Regions from separate parts of the Homo sapiens genome. Here region 2 is linked to region 1. The links are chromatin contacts, found by Hi-C or POLR2A ChIA-PET in ENCODE. All regions are on one chromosome and are shown on one strand. Each heading gives the region's core, a stretch centred on a gene start or an enhancer-like site at or near the end of the contact. The rest is flanking DNA. Distances are from core to core; before and after follow the strand shown.

Region 1 (2,814 bases), core at 28-2,527:
ATCTTATGAGCAGTTTAGGGAGGGTCAGAATCCTGTAGCCTCCAGCTGCGTAAGTCCTAAAACATAATTTCAAATCTTGTGGCTAATTGGTCCTATAAAGGCAGTCTAGTCCCCAGGCAAGAAGGAGGCTTGTTTTGGGAAAGGGCTGTTATGGTCTTTGTTGTAAACTATAAATTCCTCCCAAAGTTAGCTCGGTCTATGCCCAGGAAGGGACAAGGACAGCTTAAAGGTTAGAAGGAAGATGGAGTTGGTTAGGTCAGATCTCTTTCACTGTCTCAGTCATAATTTTGCAAAGGCAGTTTCAATATCACAGTTCCTCTCCTCCCTGCTTAGGGAGACAGTGTCCCATAATTGTTAAGAGCACACCCTCTGACTCAAGCCATCTAGGTTCAAATCCTAGCCCTTCCCTTCTCCAGTTGCCGAACTCGAACAAGTATTGTAGCCTCTTCAAGCCCCATTTTTCATATCTGTAAAGCGGAGATCGTAACAAACTGTACATGTCGATGATGTCCACAGAGTTGGATCAAGGGTTACGAATCTGACAGCCCAAACCTCCAGACTGGCTGTGCTATTATTTCAGTTATTCTGACATGGCTCTGATGCAATGTGGACGTCAACAAAGCATTAAAAGTGAGAGACAGATTAGTAAGCAACTCCCTAAGGGTGGATTTTTAAATATGCACTAAAATTGTGGAGAAGTTAATATACTATATTAGTTCACTAGGGCTGCCATAAAAAAGTGCCAGAAGGACGCTAGGTGACTCAGAAAACAAAAATTTGTTTTCTCACAGTTCTGGAAGCTGTGAATCTAAGATCAATGTGTCAGCAGGTTGACTTCTGAGGCCCCTCTCCCTGGCTTGTAGATCTGTGACTTCAGATTGTCTTCCTTCTGTGTGTCTGTGTCCTAATCTTATAAGGACACCAGTCAGATTACATTAGGACCCATGCCAATAACCTCATTTTACCTTAATTACCTCTTTAAAGCCTTTATGTCTGTTAAAGCAAACTATAGCCTGAGAAGGACTCCCTACTTCTATATTTGAGTCCTTGCGGATGAACCGTAACCTAACTTAATAGGCAGATAAAATTGAAAACCTAACTTAGTAGTATGCACCTGTAACAATAGCTAAATCCTAGCCAATCCCAGCAGCCATATTTCAACCATTCATACACTGCTTAGTGCTCAAACTGTGTTCAAATAAGGCAAACGCCAACCTCTAACCAATCCAGCCGTTCTGTACCTCACTTCCAATTTCTGAACGTCATTTCTCTTTTTTTTTTTGGTCTATAAATCTTCCACCACATGGCTGCGCTGGAGTCTTTGTGAATCTGCTGTGATTCTGGGGGCTGTCTGATTTGTGAAACGTTCATTGCTCAATTAAACTCCTTTAAATTTAAACCGACTGAAGTTTTTCTTTTATCATGTCCCAAAACAGGAACATTCTGAGGTACTAGAGGTTTGGAGTTCAACATATACATTTGGCGGAGGTTGCAGGAAGACAATTCAGCCCATAGCATGTACCTACCTAAGGTCTTAACTGGTAAACAAACAAACAAAAAACCAACCTAGTTATAGTTTTAAATTTGTTTCTATTTTATTTCCCATGAGGTAATCTAAAAGAACCTGGGGAATCCAGGTGCTTTTCAAAGCAGTACTTGTATGGTGTTTCATCATTACCTCTCAGCGGGAGGGAAATGAAACTCAGACGGGCCCATTTGGTTTCTATGATACCAGCTTTCCTCACCTTTCTTGGGGAGAGTGATTTTGAAACTATGGGCTACAAAAGACTTTTGGATTATGTGTGAGCTATGCTCTCTCTCTGGGACTCCTACTATGCTTTGTGATTGTGAAAATAAGTGATTCAAAATCTAAGCTGTTGGAACTCTAAATTATTTTGAGCCATAAGGAAATGTGAATTATGGGGCCTGAGTCACAAGACAGGCAGCTGTAAACTAGGCAGCTGTGAACTTTTTGTAATATTTTTGATTGTCTGAATTGTCTTTTCCCTTACCTACATTATTTTGTAAAATGTTGTGAATGGTTGTAGGACGTGCGACAGGTGTAGCTCACCTGCTTGGTCGCCCCAAAGCTCAAAGGAGGAGCATGCAGACAGGCAGGTGCAGAGGCCAGTACAAGCACTTTTGGGCTCCTGTCCCACGGCAGAGTCTAGGGGTGGGTCTCTGTGTCACTCGAAGCCCATGTAGGCATGTATTACAAAGCTCTTTCAGATTTGTTGTCTGCAGACGGCTTGTGTGTTAATCAGCTTAACGGACCCTCTGCCTTATTGTGAGGGCAGGGGGCCAGCGTGACAACTTTCTTTATCCCAAGCTCTTGTCCAGTGTCCTGAAAGAATCAGATCACACATGGGCTTGAAGGATGAGTGCAAGGTTTCATTGAGTGGTGGAGGTGGCTCTCAGTGAGATGGATGGGGAGGCAGAAGTGGGGATGGAGTGGGAAGGTGGTCTTTCCCTGGAGTCGGGCATCCAGCGGCCCAACTCTTCTCCAGCCACCCCTGGCCAAGCTCCCCTATGAGTCCAGACATCCTTCCTTTTCTCTCTTTCTCTGCTGCATTGTTCCACTGTCACTGGTCTGCTGGTTCACTGGTCCACTGGTCTGCTGGTCTTGATGTCCAGCTTCTTGTGTATGTGCCCGCTAAGGTCTTGGGTTTGTATGGGGGCAGGATGGGGGGTGCATGGCAGGCCAAAAGGCAAATTTTGGCCATGAAAACAGAAATGCCTGTCCTCCTTTAGGGCTGCCGGTCTTCAGGCTTGAGGGTGGGCCGTTTGTTGGGGAACCGCCCCCTTCTACCCAGT
Region 2 (2,700 bases), core at 81-2,580, 2.3 Mb after region 1:
TCAAGCGATTCTCCTGCCTCAGCCTCCTAAGTAGCTGGGATTACAGGCATAAGCCACCACCACACCCAGCTAATTTTGTATTTTCAGTAGAGATGGGGTTTCTCCATGTTGCCAGGCTGGTCTCAAACTCCTGACCTCAGGTGATCTGCCCGCCTCTGCTTCCCAAAGTGCTAGGATTACAGGCATAAACCACCGCGCCCAGACTCATCTTGAAATTTCTAACCAACTTTCGATCCTGGCCTGTGGACCTGGGTCTCAGCTTCTGACTCTGTAGGGTGAGTGTGCCCTTAGACTATATCCGAGATCCTAGCGTTGAAGTGGTCCTAAGGTTCCCACGGAGTCTTTTTCAAGCTAGCCCACAGGGCAGTTCCTGATCACCCCCATGGGAGACCTATGCGCACACTATTGGTATTAAGATATGACTTGCTGCAGGACATTTAGCAAACTGGGCTGTGCTACGAACTCACCTGCCCCTCCCCCATGCCTTGTCATGAACAAAAATGCCTCCACCCCCATGTCTAGAGAAGCCAGCAAGAGGTGAGACCCCCTGGAGGGAATGAGTCTTAAAGCTGGGTCATAGAGCAGGCCACTGATTTTCCATGAGATCTATGTTTGAATACATTTGGAGTATCTGCGTGCCTCCGTGGTGGAGATTATGGGGTATGGAGGGCACCCTGCACAACGGTTCTTCAGGACTACCCGACAAACCCTACCTGCTGAGACTGGGAGGTCACCCCAGGGAGACTCACCCATTTAGGGAACCACTACTACAGCTGGGAGTGTCTCACCCTGTTGGATGGATCAGGCATGGCATGGGGAAGCCTCCTGAATATGACATGGAAAAAGGAAGCAGACATCCCCCGGCAGAGGTGCAAACCCAGCTCTCCTGGAGTCCTGCAAAGCCCCCAGGACCCACTCAAGGGCCATGTGAGCACCAAGTCACCTGCCTGGCACAGGCGCCACTTCCCACCCGCTCCTCGGGCACCCAACTGTTCCAGCACTCATCACTGCACCTCCTCCGCCACTGTCAACACAAACACCCACACCCAGGCAGGAAGTAAAAATAACCAGCCGTTTCATAGCATGTCTCATGCCTCATCTCCTTCCCGAGGCACGCCTCTCTCAGTCCCCTGCAGGCATCAAGGACCCACAGAGAGGAGAGAGAGGCAGGGAGTTAAGACAGTTCCAATGCCCTGTGCTTTGTCTACACTGTCAGACAGAGATCATCTCTAAAAGGGATAAAAGTCAGAGGCCCTTCCCTTGCAACAAAGACGGGGCTGCATGTTTCTCTCTCAGGGGCGCCCCCTACCTGGAAGGACAGTTCTTTCTACCAGTAAATTCCACGTGCCTGGAGAGCCGCAGAACTTCAGGGATGAGTCAGCCAATTACCGCTGGGCCCCTCCCCACCACGAGAGTGTGTTTATCTATCTCAGGCAGAGGTACTAGTGCCCAGGCAGAAAAGACATGAAAATCACAACCCCAGACCAGAACTAGCATCTTTTATGAGGCACAGCCATCAAAGGACCTCCTGACAGCAAAGCCTGGTGCTATGGTTCTGAAGTGCATCCCCCAAAAAGATATGCTGAAGTCCTAACCCGGGGTACCCGTAAATGTAACTGCATCAGTTTGCTAGGCTTGCCATAACAAAATACCAGAGTCTAGGTGGTTTGAACAACAGCAACTTATTATCTTACAGTTCTGGAGACTGGAGTCCGCGACCAAAGGGCCAGCAGGGTGGTTTCTCCTGAGGCCTCTCCTCGGCTGGCAGATGGCTGCCTTCTTTCTCGCTGTGTCCTCACACAGCCTCTCCTCTGTGCGTGCACATCCCTGGTGCCTCTATGACCAAATTTCCTCTACTCATAAGGACAACGGTCAGATGGATTAGAGCCCACCCTAAGGACCTCATTTGCACTTCATCATCTCTTTAGAAGTCCTGTCTCCAAATACAATCACATTCTGGCGTAATGAGGGTTCGGGATTCAACATATGAAGTTTCAACATAGGAAGTTTTGGGGGAACACATTTCAGCCCATAACAGACCTCATTTGAAAACTGTTGGGCTCACACCTGTAATCCCAGCACTTTGGGAGGCCAAGGCGGATGGATTGCCTGAGGTCAGGAGTTTGAGACCAGTCTGGCCAACAAGATGAAACCTCGTCTCTACTAAAAATACAAAAAATTAGCCGGGCGTGGTGACAAGCACCTGTAATCCCAGCTACTCAGGAGGCTGAGACGGGAGAATTGCTTGAACCCAGGAGGCGGAGGTTGCAGTGAGTTGAGATCATGCCACTACACTCCAGCCTGGGCTACAAGAGTGAAACTCCATCTCAAAAAAAAAAAAACAAAAAAAACTGTTTACTTTTTATGATCATGTCTTGCAGATGTAATTCATTAAGATGAGGACATATTGGAGTAGGGTGGTCCCTGAGTTCCTATGACTGGTGTCTTTGCAAGAAGAAAAAAGACACAAAGATACACACAGTGAAGGTAACCATTTGAAAGCAGAGACACATAGGACAACGCCATGTGGCAACAGAAGAGAGACAAGTCAAAGAATGCCATAGGTTGCTGGGAAGCACCATAAGTTAGGAAAAGGCAAAGAAGGATTCTACACAGCATCACAGGAGGAACCAATGCCGCGGGCACCCTGAGTCTGGGCTTGTGCCCTGCAGAACAACGAGAGAATAAACTTGTGTTGTT

Evidence for each region. A loop is a pair of places that touch in the nucleus more often than their neighbours do. ChIA-PET counts read pairs that join two places held with the same protein, here RNA polymerase II (POLR2A). Pooled maps may share reads with other maps.
Region 2: a map of posterior vena cava shows a loop between it and region 1 (14-fold over the local background). The contact joins two enhancer-like sites. A Hi-C loop is called at or near these places in 1 of 168 maps with a recorded cell type or tissue (posterior vena cava) and 2 of 50 pooled maps. POLR2A ChIA-PET finds 5 or more read pairs at or near these places in 1 of 52 experiments (GM12878).

The regions. Positions count from the first base shown.
Region 1 is chr21:29,232,059-29,234,872 of GRCh38, forward strand. The region is part of intron 1 of LINC00189 (long intergenic non-protein coding RNA 189); the gene reads left to right. Among named protein-coding and RNA genes, the nearest start is that of LINC00189, 40 kb to the left of the region's middle. RefSeq lists enhancers at 1,469-1,648, 2,079-2,178. Within about 2 kb of position 1,278, at least 6 of the 41 ENCODE cell types and tissues checked have a DNase peak (open chromatin) inside an H3K27ac peak, as active enhancers do.
Region 2 is chr21:31,508,486-31,511,185 of GRCh38, forward strand. It overlaps a transcript of TIAM1 not described here. Among named protein-coding and RNA genes, the nearest start is that of TIAM1-AS1, 49 kb to the right of the region's middle. RefSeq lists a silencer at 1,316-1,375. Within about 2 kb of position 1,331, at least 3 of the 41 ENCODE cell types and tissues checked have a DNase peak (open chromatin) inside an H3K27ac peak, as active enhancers do.